Linked DNA regions of Homo sapiens: region 2 is linked to region 1. The links are chromatin contacts, found by Hi-C or POLR2A ChIA-PET in ENCODE. All regions are on one chromosome and are shown on one strand. Each heading gives the region's core, a stretch centred on a gene start or an enhancer-like site at or near the end of the contact. The rest is flanking DNA. Distances are from core to core; before and after follow the strand shown. Region 1 overlaps LAMA4 (laminin subunit alpha 4). Region 2 has its middle 220 kb from the start of RFPL4B.

The links. A loop is a pair of places that touch in the nucleus more often than their neighbours do. ChIA-PET counts read pairs that join two places held with the same protein, here RNA polymerase II (POLR2A). Pooled maps may share reads with other maps.
Region 2: a map with no recorded cell type shows a loop between it and region 1 (2.3-fold over the local background). The contact joins two enhancer-like sites. A Hi-C loop is called at or near these places in 1 of 37 single-sample maps with no recorded cell type and 2 of 50 pooled maps. POLR2A ChIA-PET finds 5 or more read pairs at or near these places in 1 of 52 experiments (naive thymus-derived CD8-positive, alpha-beta T cell).

What each region holds. Positions count from the first base shown.
Region 1 is chr6:112,180,942-112,188,256 of GRCh38, reverse strand. LAMA4 (laminin subunit alpha 4) reads left to right here. Exons shown (of 39, transcript NM_001105206.3): 8 at 656-807; 9 at 2,910-3,020. Among named protein-coding and RNA genes, the nearest start is that of LAMA4-AS1, 52 kb to the left of the region's middle. Within about 2 kb of position 4,861, at least 2 of the 41 ENCODE cell types and tissues checked have a DNase peak (open chromatin) inside an H3K27ac peak, as active enhancers do.
Region 2 is chr6:112,567,396-112,574,035 of GRCh38, reverse strand. No RefSeq gene overlaps it. Among named protein-coding and RNA genes, the nearest start is that of RFPL4B, 220 kb to the right of the region's middle. Within about 2 kb of position 2,340, at least 5 of the 41 ENCODE cell types and tissues checked have a DNase peak (open chromatin) inside an H3K27ac peak, as active enhancers do.

The DNA of each region.
Region 1 (7,315 bases), core at 3,612-6,111:
ATAACAAATTAACATATTAACAACCATTAACACGCCAGTCTCCCTTTATCACGTCTCTAGAAGAGAGCACCATCTGAGGGAAAGAGATCGGGAACAGGCACGTTGCAAAAGGTGATCAAGGCAGTTCTGAAACACAGAGTGCCATCCTTGTGAGTGTGTCACAGGAGGGCCCTGGGTTCTGGAGGTGATGACAGTGGTCAGAGGAACTCAAATGTGAAAAGTGAGAAGTGATGAGGAACTGGGACCTGCCTCCCCATGTGCCCACGTTCAGCCTGAACTTTGGTACCCTCATCAGATGTCAGGAAGCGACTCTCGCAGCGATAACCTCAGACCTCCCGGTGCTGAAGTGTTCATCCTGCCAGGAAGTGGGGCTGTGAGGAGGAGCTGTGCCCTCCCTGGGGTGGGGAGAAGGCTGGTGCTAGCCCCTGAATACTGAGAAAAGCTAATAGGAGAGGAGGAGCGTCTAGCCAATAGCCATCTTCACTAGCTAATGCCAAGCAAGATACTAAAGCCTGACAAGAATAGAATTACAGCTCTTCATGAGACAAAAATAAAAATGGTATTAACCAAGGAAATAGAGATTTATGTTCTGCTAAAACGGCCTGCCTTTAGCATGCTTTTGACTTGTGATTCTGAAGAAATGTTTCACCTCCAGGCTGTGATAAGTGCGTCTGGGACCTGACTGATGACCTGCGGTTAGCAGCGCTCTCCATCGAGGAAGGCAAATCCGGGGTGCTGAGCGTATCCTCTGGGGCCGCCGCTCATAGGCACGTGAATGAAATCAACGCCACCATCTACCTCCTCAAAGTACGCAGGAATGTTCTACTTTCCACTCTGTTTTCATCCTGGCTTCACAGGCCCGCAGCTAGTAATTCCTTCTACCCCTTTTTGTATCTGAGTCTCATACCTGTATTACAGGTTGTTAGACCTGTAGGTCTAACATAGAAAACATAAGTAATTTCATAGGAAATTATGAAAAGTTGATTGTAACTATGAGCTTGGGCCAAAACAAGAACTACTGTCTACAAAAGAGGTTATATGGGAAATGAAATGACTAAAAGACTAGTATCTATGCCCAAAACTACTGAGGAAAGAGAAACACTTATTTCCTTGGCGCAGCCATACATTACTTGTTTAAGTCATTACCACAAAAGGTACTGCAAGGCTACCATTTCCTTAGCCTTAATTTGCAAGGTTTTGAGTTTGTCTAGAAGCATCCTTCTTCTTCTCTGTCTCTCCTCACCCCACCACCCACCCACCTTTCCTTCTTATTTACACACATTCTCTCTCATTTTCTCATACTCACAGTCAAACGCAGACATTCACACACACCTTGTTTCTCCTCATAGCTCTACTGGTTAATACCTAGTAAACAAGTTAAAAGCAGCCAACAGATTAAAAAACAAAAACAGTAATACAGTTGGCCCTCCATATCCACAGGTTCCACATCCTCAGATTCAACCAATCACAGATAGAAAATATATTTTATAAAAACAATAAAAAATAATGCAACAATTAAAAAAGAAAAATACAGTGTAACAACTATTTACACAGCATTGACATTGTGTTAGTATTATAAGTGGTATTATAAGTAATCTAGAGATGATTTAAAGTATTCTGGAGGATGTGCATACATTATCTGCAAATACTAGGCCATTTTGTATCAGGAACTGGAGCATCCCCACGGGGTCCTGGGACCAATCTCCCACAACTACCAAGGGATGACTATATAAAGGTCCTTGTATAGCTAAGATTTACAAGTTTTCTTTCCCACTAAATCATGGGCTTCTATCACAACAAAAGGATATTTTTAAAATAATAATCATTAGCTGAGGGAAAATGGAATTCAATACCAGCACATTGTTTTGCTTTGTTAGTCAATTTAGGAAAATGATTGAGAGCATGGACGTTGAAACTAGGTTGCTTGTATTCAAATCCCAGCTCTGACACCCACTAGCTGTGTGACCGTAGGTAAGTTATTTAACCTCTATAATTCCTCAGTTTCCTGAATAATTATTGCCTCTATCTCATGAGCTGTTGAGAGAATTCAGTGAATTGATATATGTACAGAAGTTAGAACAGTACCTGGCATACTAAGTACTCATTGCTTTTTGGAGGTGCAAATGATATCCATAGCAGTTGGCCAAATATGTAAAGTGTAAGCAAAAACAAAAATTGTATTGTAGCCTGGATAGAATCTTGGTGTGAATTTTATTCTAAACTTTGAAATTGTTCTTGTCCAAAATTACCTGTTGGAACACATGAAGACACTACCCCCCAGGGGAGTCACCCAGATCCAGGCCTCCTGAAACCACTCAGATTCTCTTTCCTCAAAGGCACAACTTCAAGACAGGAATCATTATGGCAGACAGGAAGTCAGTGTCAAGATTGAAGGGCTCACTCCCAAGTAATCTCAGTAAAGCCGCATTTAGACCCAACTCCTCGAAAATGAAAAAGGAGAAAGCCAGGGGTCTGAAATAAAGAGACTTGCATTAAAATGAGGAAAGTTAATTTCTATACTCCATTTACATCAATACTGATGGGTTGGTCAGTTCTTCCAGACCTAACAAAATTAAAATTCTAAAGCTCAGACACCCAGGGCCACCACCAGCCTATATTGTACCTTTGTACAAATTAGAAAAAGGAGCCCTTTCCCCATGGTCAACCCAGCCCCTGACCAGCATCCCTGGTCTAGTGAGTGGAGCTTGCAGAATTTTAGCCCCTAAGGGCCTCAGTCCCCTCTGCAGACCCCACCCTTCATATCAGGCTGCAGCAGCCTGCGGACCCCACTATTTTGAGAAAAGAGCCTCACACTCTACTCTGAGTCCTCTTACACTGAAAGAGTTTTATGTACATTTTTTAAAACCTGGTGTGCCCATTGACTATTCTCAAAACACATTCTTCTGCAGACAAAATTGTCAGAAAGAGAAAACCAATACGCCCTAAGAAAGATACAAATCAACAATGCTGAGAACACGATGAAAAGCCTTCTGTCTGACGTAGAGGAATTAGTTGAAAAGGTACGTATGTATGTATTCAGTTTCTGGGACAGCCTTCAAAGAAAGGATTTAGCTGATGTGAGGCTGGCTGGTCACAAACGACTGAGGCTTAACACAGCCCAGAAAAAATGCAGTGACCCATGTGCCTTAAAATAAATCAAGACCAGACCTGTGGAGAAAGTTAACATACTCAGTCTCTACCGTCTCCTCTCGTTTTGATTGTTTTTCTTGAAAAGCTATGTTTGTGGAGAATTTTCTGTGTATTTGCGGTGGGTTGATACGGTTGATTTGTTTAATTAGGATGGTCATTCAGGTGTTTGCCAAGGCATCTTATGACTAAGAGCTACAGAGCATCCAGAATTAAAATTTATTATATAGAATATAAAATTTAAATATTGGTTAAAGTATACATTAAATGATAAATGGAAAGAAAGGGAATTGTCCTGAGAAAGCAATTTCGCTCTTTGGCAGGGAAAAAACCACTTTCAACCATCACTTTATACCACAGACTAAAATAAATTAGCCCGTTTAAAGAGTTGAGTATAAATCTCAAATCCACAAGAAAATAGAACAAACTACTTATTAAATCTTCAAAGGGAATAACAGAACACTTAAATACAACATAAAGAATTTCAATAAAAAGATAGATTTGACAAGATAAAATTTCAAATATCCAATAAAACAACTAAATAAACAAAAAAGACAACTAGACAGAGAAAAATATTGAGAAAAATACAACTTGTAAAAGCTGTCAGGAATTAACAGGAAAAACATTAAAACATGAGCAGAGTCAATGTGAAAGGCTATTCAACGCACTCCGCAACAGCCTAATGGAAAAACATCCATCCATGTGCTATACTAATTTTACAAACTAAGTCACGAGGCACCATATTTAGCATATTAGAATGTTTAACACAGTTTTTTTTTTTTTTTCTAATGATATTCCACCAGTACTGGCCAGAGTACTTCAGAATTGCCGCTTTCCAAAACTGGTAGTTGACATTATAAACAATTCTCATGATCAACAAAAATTTTAAAAAAATAAAATAACAATAGTATTCTCTTTTGACCTTGGACCCCAAACCCTTTAAGAGATTATCATGAAAATTGTGTCCCTAGTTCCCGGCAATGGCACATATTAATCCAACCACTAGTGCTTGAAGAGCAGTGAAATCTCTTAAATAGTAAAGGAAATACCAAGAAATAAATATTTGTGGAAACTCATTGTTACTTCATGTTGGTATCAGATATGGTTGAAACTTGCTAAAACTATCTTAATTCTTTTTTCTTTTTTTTTTTTTTTTTTTGAGATGGAGTCTCGCTTTGTTGCCCAGGCTGGAGTGCAGTGGCGTGATCTCGGCTCACTGCAGCCTCCGCCTCCCGGGTTCCAGTGATTCTCCTGCCTCAGCCTCCTGGGTAGCTGGGATTACAGGCACACACCACCACGCCTGGCTAATTTTTGTATTTTTAGTAAAGACAGAGTTTCACCATGTTAGCCAGGCTGGTCTCAAACTCTTGACCTCAGGTGATCAGCTCACCTCAGCCTCCCAAAGTGCTAGGATTACAGGCATGAACCACCACGCCCAGCCTTAATTCTTTCTTGAGGAAAGAATTTTCAAGAAAACATCTGAGGAAATGTTTTCACCAAGATTAGCTCCTCCCACAGCCCAGGCAGAATTCCTGATCCTTTTGTTGTACAATTTCCCCACTTCTAATGTAAGCTAAATGCAGGCTTTCGTGGAGAGGAAATAATGTACGCTTGAAAGTTAACATCACAGTAGAAAAGGCTCCCGGACAAGAAGGGCAGACCACCAACACAGGAGGTTGATGATAAAGCTACTAGGAACTTTCACCCAGCTGTTTCCATCTATTTTTATTGAATATAATGTTCTGACCACAGTCCTGATGGTGCAAAAACCTGCTGAAACATTTCAAAACAAATGCCCAGGGCTGGTCTTAATGACTTTTTAAGCATTCTTCAAGCCCTTGCTCTAGAAAAGTCCATGACTGATTCTTAGATTTAAGGAAAGCTGTGTCTTAGAAAGCCTTCTATCAAGAAAGTAACTAATATTTGGCTTTAAATAGAGTAAAGGAGTTCATTGTGTATAAAAATCAGTAATATTGCCCCTTGAACTTGATAAGTAATACCACTTTTTGCAAATTACCTGCCACATGGATTTCATGTGACCCAAATCTCACAAGTTACATCCACCTAGCTACGGGTTTTGTCTGAACTTCCCTTTCTAAATTCTCCAGCCTTCTACTGGGAAGTCCTACAGCCCTTTCCCACCACTTATGTCTGGGATTCCCCTAAAGGATGCCCATCCATCTGTGTTCATAAATACCCAGTGCTCAAAAGATGCTCCCTTTGGTGCTGCTGATCTTGTCTGCAATGAAAATTCCAAAGATCGTGCCAAGATTCTACTTTTCCATGTTCCCAGAGCCACTGTGCTCAAGGTCAGAGTGTCACTGGGCTACAAGCAGAGGTGAGATGTGGCCCTCTCCCAATCTCAGTGCTGCCCCTCACCATCTGGATCTTGAAGGTCCACTGCAGAGCCCAGAGTTACAAAGCACAGTCTCCAAGGGCGGCTCAGGAGGTACTGCACCATCTCCTCCACTTCTACTCCTTGAACCACAGCAGAAGCTACCTGAATGACAACTCATGCAGAGAGACCCACAGGACTAAAAGGAAAGTAGGCTATCTCCAAGCATCAAAAGCATCTGAACCTCATCTCTGGTCCTGCCAAAAAGGCAGGAGAAAATTAAGTACAGTTGGCCCTCTGTATTCATAGATTCAATCATGGCTTAAAAATATTTGGAAAAATTCCACAAAGTTCCAAAACGCAAAATACAAATTTACCATATGCTGAGTATTACTTTGAATCCATATGAACGAAGTGATGTATAGGCATTGCATTAGGTATTAGAGGTAATTTAGATATAATATATATAGGGGGATGTGCATAGGTTATAGTATTGCAAATACTACACCATTCTATGTAAGAAACTTGAACAACCATGAATTTTGGTATCTGTGGGGTCCTGGAACCAATCTCCCATGGATGCTGAGGGATAACTGTTTACATTTCTATTCCAGAAGCATTATTGAACATCTGTATATAATATTTATTTATTTATTTATTTATTTATTTATTTATTTTCAGACAGAGTCTCGCTCTGTCATCTAGGCTGGTGTGCAGTGGCGCAATCTCGGCTCACTGCAACCTCTGCCTCCTGGGTTCAAGCAATTCTCCTGCCTCAGCCTCCTGAGTAGCTGGGATTACAGGCATGTGCCACCACGTCCGGCTACTTTTTGTATTTTTAGTAGAGATGGGGCTTCACCATGTTGGTCAGGTTGGTCTCAAATTCCTGACCTCGTGATCCACCCGCCTCGGCCTCCCAAAGTGCTGGAATTACAGGCGTGAGCCACCGCGCCCGGCCTGTGACAGTTAGTGTGCTAGGTGCTAGGTATCCTGAAATATAATAAGGCCCTGTTTTCAAGATGCTTCAGTCTAGCAGGGAAACAGATAAGTAAAAACATAATTATGATACAGCATTTAATAAGAGAAACATGGTACAGGCTAAACGGTAACTCTAAGGAAGAAATAGTGAAATATTTTGGCATGGGTACACTAGGAAAGGCTTCTCAGAGAAGGTGAGTATTGGCCTGTATATTGAGAATGAGTAGGAGTTTATCAGATACTCCCAAGCAAGGGGTAAGTACTATGAGAACAGATAGATGTGAAGCAGCGTGCTAAGTTCTTGGGACTGGAACTGTGGCCTTGTGGAAGATTCATTGTAAGGCAGAGAGAGGAGGAGATAATGCTGAAGAAGCTGTCAGAGGCCCAATTGTGAAGAACCTTCCCAAACACGCTCGTGAACATGGGGACTTCAGCCTGTGGACTCTGGAAGTCATTCAGGTATTTACCCAGAACAATGAGCTGATTAGATTTGCACTTTAGAAACGTCCCTCTGCAGTGTGGATGATAGACTAGCCAGTGAAGACTGACAATAGGGGCACTGCTTAGGAGACCGCCACAGTGGTCTAGAGAAGAGAGCAGTGGGTTGCTGTCTTGCCTTCATTTGAAAAGAATTTGCACAGAACAAGGATGAACTGAGACTGTGGTCATGGAAAAGAGGAAGAGAGGCCAGAGTGGCAGGTGGAATGAAACAGACTTGGTGACCAGTTGGAGGTGAGAAATGGCAAAGAGAGAAGCTCCATCCTGAGACGTGGATGACTAAGACTACGAACACGAATGGATTACTCTGGACATTTTAAAAGTGAAATATCTGTGATGGCACAGAGGGCAGATAGA
Region 2 (6,640 bases), core at 1,091-3,590, 390 kb before region 1:
CTTTCTATGTATTTTTATTTCCGTGCACATATTTTGGTTATCTCTTGCTGTATAACAAACTGCATGCTAGTCTCATAAAACAATAATGAATTATTATTATTACCTTTCTCACAAGGTACTGGGTGTTGACTGACCTCAGGTGGGCAGTTTTTTCTCAGGCTGTTTTGTGCAGTGGCTGGAGCTGAAATCATTGGAAGTCTTCCTCACTCACATATCTGGTCAAGCACTTCTTCCATGGAAGCTCAACACTCCCAAGGCATGTGTCTCAAGGGAGAGTGGCAGTTGGAATTTGTGTCACCTTTTATGACCTCGCCTCGAAACTCAAACAGTGTTATTTCTGCTGTATTCTATTAGTCCTAAACCCAGACAGGTTCAAGAGGAGGGAACACACTCTTAATAGAGGAATGGTAAGGTTCTGTAAGAGTGTATGAAAATAGAAATATTGTTGGAGTCTGCATTAGTCAGGATTCTCCAGAAAAACAGAATAGAATATATGTGTATGATGTATGTGTGTGCATATATATTATATATATAAAATACATATCAAATATATAATATATATTTTACATATTTTATGTATCAAATATACAGTTAATATATACTATATATTATATATCATATATCAAGAGATATTTATTATAAGTAATTGGCTTAATACAATAATAATACTTATATGATAATATATTATATAATTATTATTAATAACATAATAATTAATAATATAACATATTATTAATAATATAACATTAATAATATAACATATTATTAATAATATAACATATTAATAATATAACATTAATAATATAACATATTATTAATATAACATATTATTAATAATATAACATATTAATGATATAACATATTAATAATATAACATATTAATGATATAACATATTATTAATAATATAACATATTATTAATAATATAACATATTAATTAATAATGACATGTTAATTAATAATATAATATATTATTAGTAGTGGTATTCAATCCTTGAATAATAATAATCCTTAATATGACAATCTTTAATCCTTATAAAAATTACAAAGATTTACTATAATGGAAGCTGACGAGTCCCACACTGGAGATGCAAGAGAGCTGATGGTATAAGTACAAATCTGAGTTTGAAAGCCAGAGAACCAGAAAAGCTGATGGTGTCGATCCAGTCTGAATGCTAGCAATCTCAAGACCCAAGAAGAGCCAATATTTCAGTTCGATTCCAAAGGCAGGAAAAGACTGATGTCCTGGCTCAAAGCAGTCAGGTCACAGGAGCTCCATCTTGCTCAGCTTATTTTATTTTATTCATATCTTGAATTGATTGGGTGGGTACCAGGGTGGGGCCCACTCACATTAGGAAGGGCAATCTGCTTTACTCAGCCTACGAATTCAAATCCAGAGACACCCTCACAGATGTACCCAGACAGATATTTGACCAAATGTCTGGGCATCCCATGGCCCAGTCAAGTTAGCACATGAAATTAACCATCACAAAGTCTTTTTAAAACATATAATCCACTACAAGGCATATACCAAAACTACAAATAAAAGACTACAAATAGGTCAAATGTTAATATCTACTGTTTTCAGAATAAAAATGATGATGTACTTTGCTGGGAATGGTTGAGGGATACATCTTTGTCCTAGTCCTACCTAAATTCCCATATTTTACTCTAATTCTGTGTTGTACATTGGTTTCCTTTCTTATGCCAGGTGATCTCTGCTTCCATGTATCAGAACTTCTGTGCCTACTGCTGAAAGTTCTTATCAGGTATTTCTACAGTTGTTCAGTGTTCAGACTTTAAGCGTAAAGCCTTCATCAATTACCTTTCTACAATCCTCACAAGCCCTGCTCTTCATTTGCATTGCACAAATATTTGCAACCCTAGAACTTAAGGGAAGCTTGTTGCTGTTACTAAGTTCTAAAAAATGCCCATAGCATCCTTCACTTGCCAACAAGTGCTGTTCTCCCATGTGTAATAGCTAAGAAAACAGGTTTGGAATCACACAATCTTGGCTGCAAACACTGACTCTGCAACTTACAATTTGCATTACTTAGGGAAATAAAATTAATCACTCCGAGCTTCAGTTTTCTCATCTAAAAAAAAAATGGGCTAGTAAGACCTTGCAAATTTGTTGTGACAATGAAATAAGATGATGAATATTAATATTAACTTAACATAGTGCTTGGTATAAAGTAAAATCTCAAGTACTGTCAAATATTATTGTTACTTTGATGACTGCTGTTGTTACTTATGCCTTTGGTGTACCAGCTCTAGAAAAAAGTTTATATAGGCCATTTAACTTTGGCAAGAAGGGGATGGCTTCCAGCCAGCGGACTCACTAACCCCCACAGCATGCTTGACTCTGTGAGACACTCTGGCAAACAAGTAAGATCTAGCAAGCAACTCCCTGGCCCATGAGAGAGGCCAAACGTTTACTCTTTAATCATTGTTTGTTCACATTAGTAAAGGACAAGAGGAATAACATTAATTAGAACTGAATATGTAACTGCCACGATGTTAGAAACTTTACACTTGTTAAATTAACCTGGGTTTCAGTTTCCTTATGTCTAAAATGAAGGAAAGAATAATACAGATAATACAAATAGTGTTTTTGTAAGAATTAAAGGATAAAATGTATGTAATATTACAGTGTCTGAGTAAATAATTACAGTAGATTATGAGATACCATTAAGGTATAGTATTTTATTTTAAACATATATATACACACACATATATATTTTTTTCTGCATGGTATTTGTCACAAGATTTTCTTTTGCTTTGGGAAAGTTACAAAGAAACACAAGTTTGTTTGTCTGGCTTGAGTAAGCTGGAAGAAGTAATCAGAAGAGTAGCTAAGTATTTCAAGGTCATACTGCCCCTAAAATAAAGAGCTTTGACTCAAAACAAAGTCTGCCTGTGCTCTTTTCAATACACTGCTTTCTTCCAAACATCTGTAGGGATAATTATACACAATATTTAAATGAATTTTGCACCAGTTAATACAAACCCTTAAAAATTATTGGAACTCAACAAGCCAGGTCTGGGTTTCTAATACTATTTCCAGTAAAAGGAAGCTCCTTGAATAAATGGCCAGTTCTAGGACTGGGGCAAAACGAGATGATGTAGCATCTCACATAAGTGCCAGAAAGTGAGAAAGTACTTCTCCACCCTCACGCCAATAAAGCACCCCACTACACATTGATAGAAGTATGTTAAAGGCACATAGAAACCAAATAAATAACACACAATGGCCAAGTTTTGGAATAATTAGAGCAACAAGATAAGCAAAGTAGTAAAAATTTGTAACACATCATATAAAATAAATATCCATAAGTCTTAGTCCATTTTCTGTTAGTAAAACGGAATCCCTGAGACTGGGTAATTTATAATAAACGTATCTTTATTTCTAACAGTACTGGAGTCTGGGAAGTTTAATATCAAGGTGACAGCATTGGGTAAGACCCTACTTGCAGCATCATCACATGACGGAGGGCATCAAATGGCCAGAAAGCAAGAACGTGCATGTCATTTCTCTTTTCCCCTTCTTGTAAAGCTACCGGTGCCATCACGGGGGGTGGGGTGTCCCACTCTGAAAACTTTATTGAATCCTAATTACCTCCCAAAGCCCCCATCCTCAAACAGCATATGAATTTAGATCTTAAGTTTCCAACACATGAAATTTTGGGGACACGTTCAAACCACAGCAATGAGTCATATGAATAAATAATTGATTAAATCAATACACAGAGGCAAAAGGACAAATCTGCTGTGCATAAATAAAAATTCCTAACAATTTATATGGACACTTCACCTTCAAGGAGGTGAAGGGAGGGAGAACTCTTATAATGAGTTTTTTCCATACAGTACCATTAAAAAAAAAGGGTGTGGGGACAGTAACCTTACATTATAGAAATCTGGCAAATACCACCATAGCCACGTGATGAAAGTCAACATCAAAGGTGATAAATCATATTAATCATATTGATAGTAGGATCCTACAAAATACATCACTAAGTATTCCTCAAAATAGTCATGGTCATAAAAAACAGAAAAGTCTAAGAAAATGTCATAGCCAAGAGAAGCTTAAGGAGACATGGTACTCTATGTAATGTGGCATTGTGGATGGAATCCTGGAATAGAAAAAAAGATTTTAAAAAACTAACAAATATTGACATTTTCTTAGACATTTCTGTTTTTTTATGACTATGACTATTATGAGGAATACTAGTGATGTATTTTGTAAGATCCTATCAACTGGAATTTTTCTCAAGTTTTTCTCATGATTAGACTGGGGTTACATAATTTTGGGATGAAGACAACAGATATAAAGTTCCATTTTTATCACATTATTTCAAATTTGAAGCAAAAGATGAATTTTAGTTAATGATAATGTATCAACACTGGTTTATTAATTGTGACAAATGTAAGATGTTAGTAATAAGGGAAACTAAATTTGGATATATGAAAACTCTCTTTACTATCTTCTCGATGTTTCTGTAAATCAAATAGTGTTCTAAAAGATGAGGTTGATTTTTAAAAGATCAGAAGAAAATATGGAAGATTATTTCTAGAGCTGAGTTGTTGGTACAAGCCTCTTTGTTATACGATTCCCATATTTATAAATGTGTTTGAAATATTTCAAAATAAATATATTTTTAAAGAATAATCTTTATCAGAAAGTACCCAAAGGAAGCTAGTGTATTAAAAGTCAGTTGATTGAAAGAAATTACAACTCTTAGATTCACAAACACTAGCAATAATAATTGTTAGAAACTTCTAAAATAAAAAACATTTTATAGTAAAAAATATTGTGGGATCCAAAGTGCTTTTTTTATTTGAGTTATATCTACAAGTACTTTTGCCTTAGTATAAATTAAAACTGAGAAAGTTTTAAAACACAAGAGCACACAATCACAAATTCTACTAGCCATCAGAACTGTTGTTATCACACATGACAAAGCCTCTAGAAAAGTCCATTGTACCTCACAAAAGAATAAAAATGAAAAAAGGCAAAATGAATGTTAAAATCCTGGGATAAAGTCTGCTTGGTCATGACGTATTTTTCTTTTTATAGATTGTTAAGTTTGATTTGCTAAAGTTTTGCTTTTTAGTTTTTGGCAGTACCTGAAATGCTGCAATGATAATCTTTATAAAACTACATATGAAGATGCTTTTATTTCTGATAAATTGTTTCCCAAAAGTGAGTTGAATGGTATGAGTCTTTTGAATTTCAATAGATTCTGCCAGATTATTATCTCAAAAAGTTGTAGTAATTCATTCTTTCCTTAGTCTCTAAAAGTATTTTGCCATGCTTAATAACAATAAATGTTATAAGTATTTTTGTTAATAACTCATATTAAAGAAAATAAAATTAGGAACCTCTAGTTTTGACATAAATTATGTTAATTAATAAACATCTATAGGACAAGGCATAAGCATCTCATGCCTAGAGCTTTTATACAACTATCACATAGAATCAAAATTACAAATTAGATATAAATTTGCAAAAATCCAATATAATTAAAACATTAATTCAATGTGACAGATGATATTGATGTGCTAAAACAAATAGCAGAAGTCAGAATTAATATTAGAGAAATGTAGACAGTTCTATTTCTACATTTAATCAGTTTCCTTGTTTTCATTTCAGTTATACTAATGTAAAGAATGCCTGTTTATGTTAGCATGCTTTACAGAATGGTATACATAATTTCAAAGTTTTGTTTCTGGGTTCATGATAATCAGACTCCACATTTAACTAAAATTCTGCCAGTAAGCTATCCACAAGAGCAAGTTTTATTGTAGTGTCACTTAATAACTTTTTAAAGTTCTCATGTTAAGATGAGGTTGTCATGTGGCTCCATTGAAATCTGCAGCAAGTATTACTAACTTATATTTTCTTGGTTATGTGCCTTTATTTTCTTATTTACTTAGTTGTATATTTTCTGATCCTTTCAATCACTCCCACAATGGAATGCAAACTTCATCATTATTTCTGTATCCCCTCACCTAGCCCCATTCCTAGCCAAGTGAATACTTGAATGAATTAATGCACAATTTAATCATGGCTCAAATCAGGCACAAAAGCAACCTCATTGCTTATTTACTGGCATACTTAGAAATAATGCATTATATAAGTGGTATGTATACGAATAAGGTCTATCTAATGCATTTTTTCAAAAAATAGCTATAGTACCTACAATCTCAGTGCCTATAGCAGATGTCACTTGGCAAGTTCAATCTTAGACCAAAGACAAATAGGGAATCTAATATTGCATAGCAGTGCTCCATTGTATGGTGATTATTTAAATGACTATGAATTAGCTTATATTAATTTTTATATGAGCATTAAAGTTAAAGCCAGAAAAAAATTAAATTGAATTAAATCCCCAAAGCTAGTATATTTAAGAATTTCCTAGAAGTCAGTTAGCCCATTTGGGAGATACTGGTATACAATATCTATGCATAATGTTGGTCTTTGAAAGAAAAATTCTTTGTTTCCTTCAGGAAATCTATAGATTCTGCTCAACAGAAGTTTCATGGGGTCTACAGATAGGGCTCCTGGGGTTCCATTAATCCCAGAAATTATGGATATACAACTCAGTAAAGGCAAGAAACAATAGTGACAACCCAAGTTC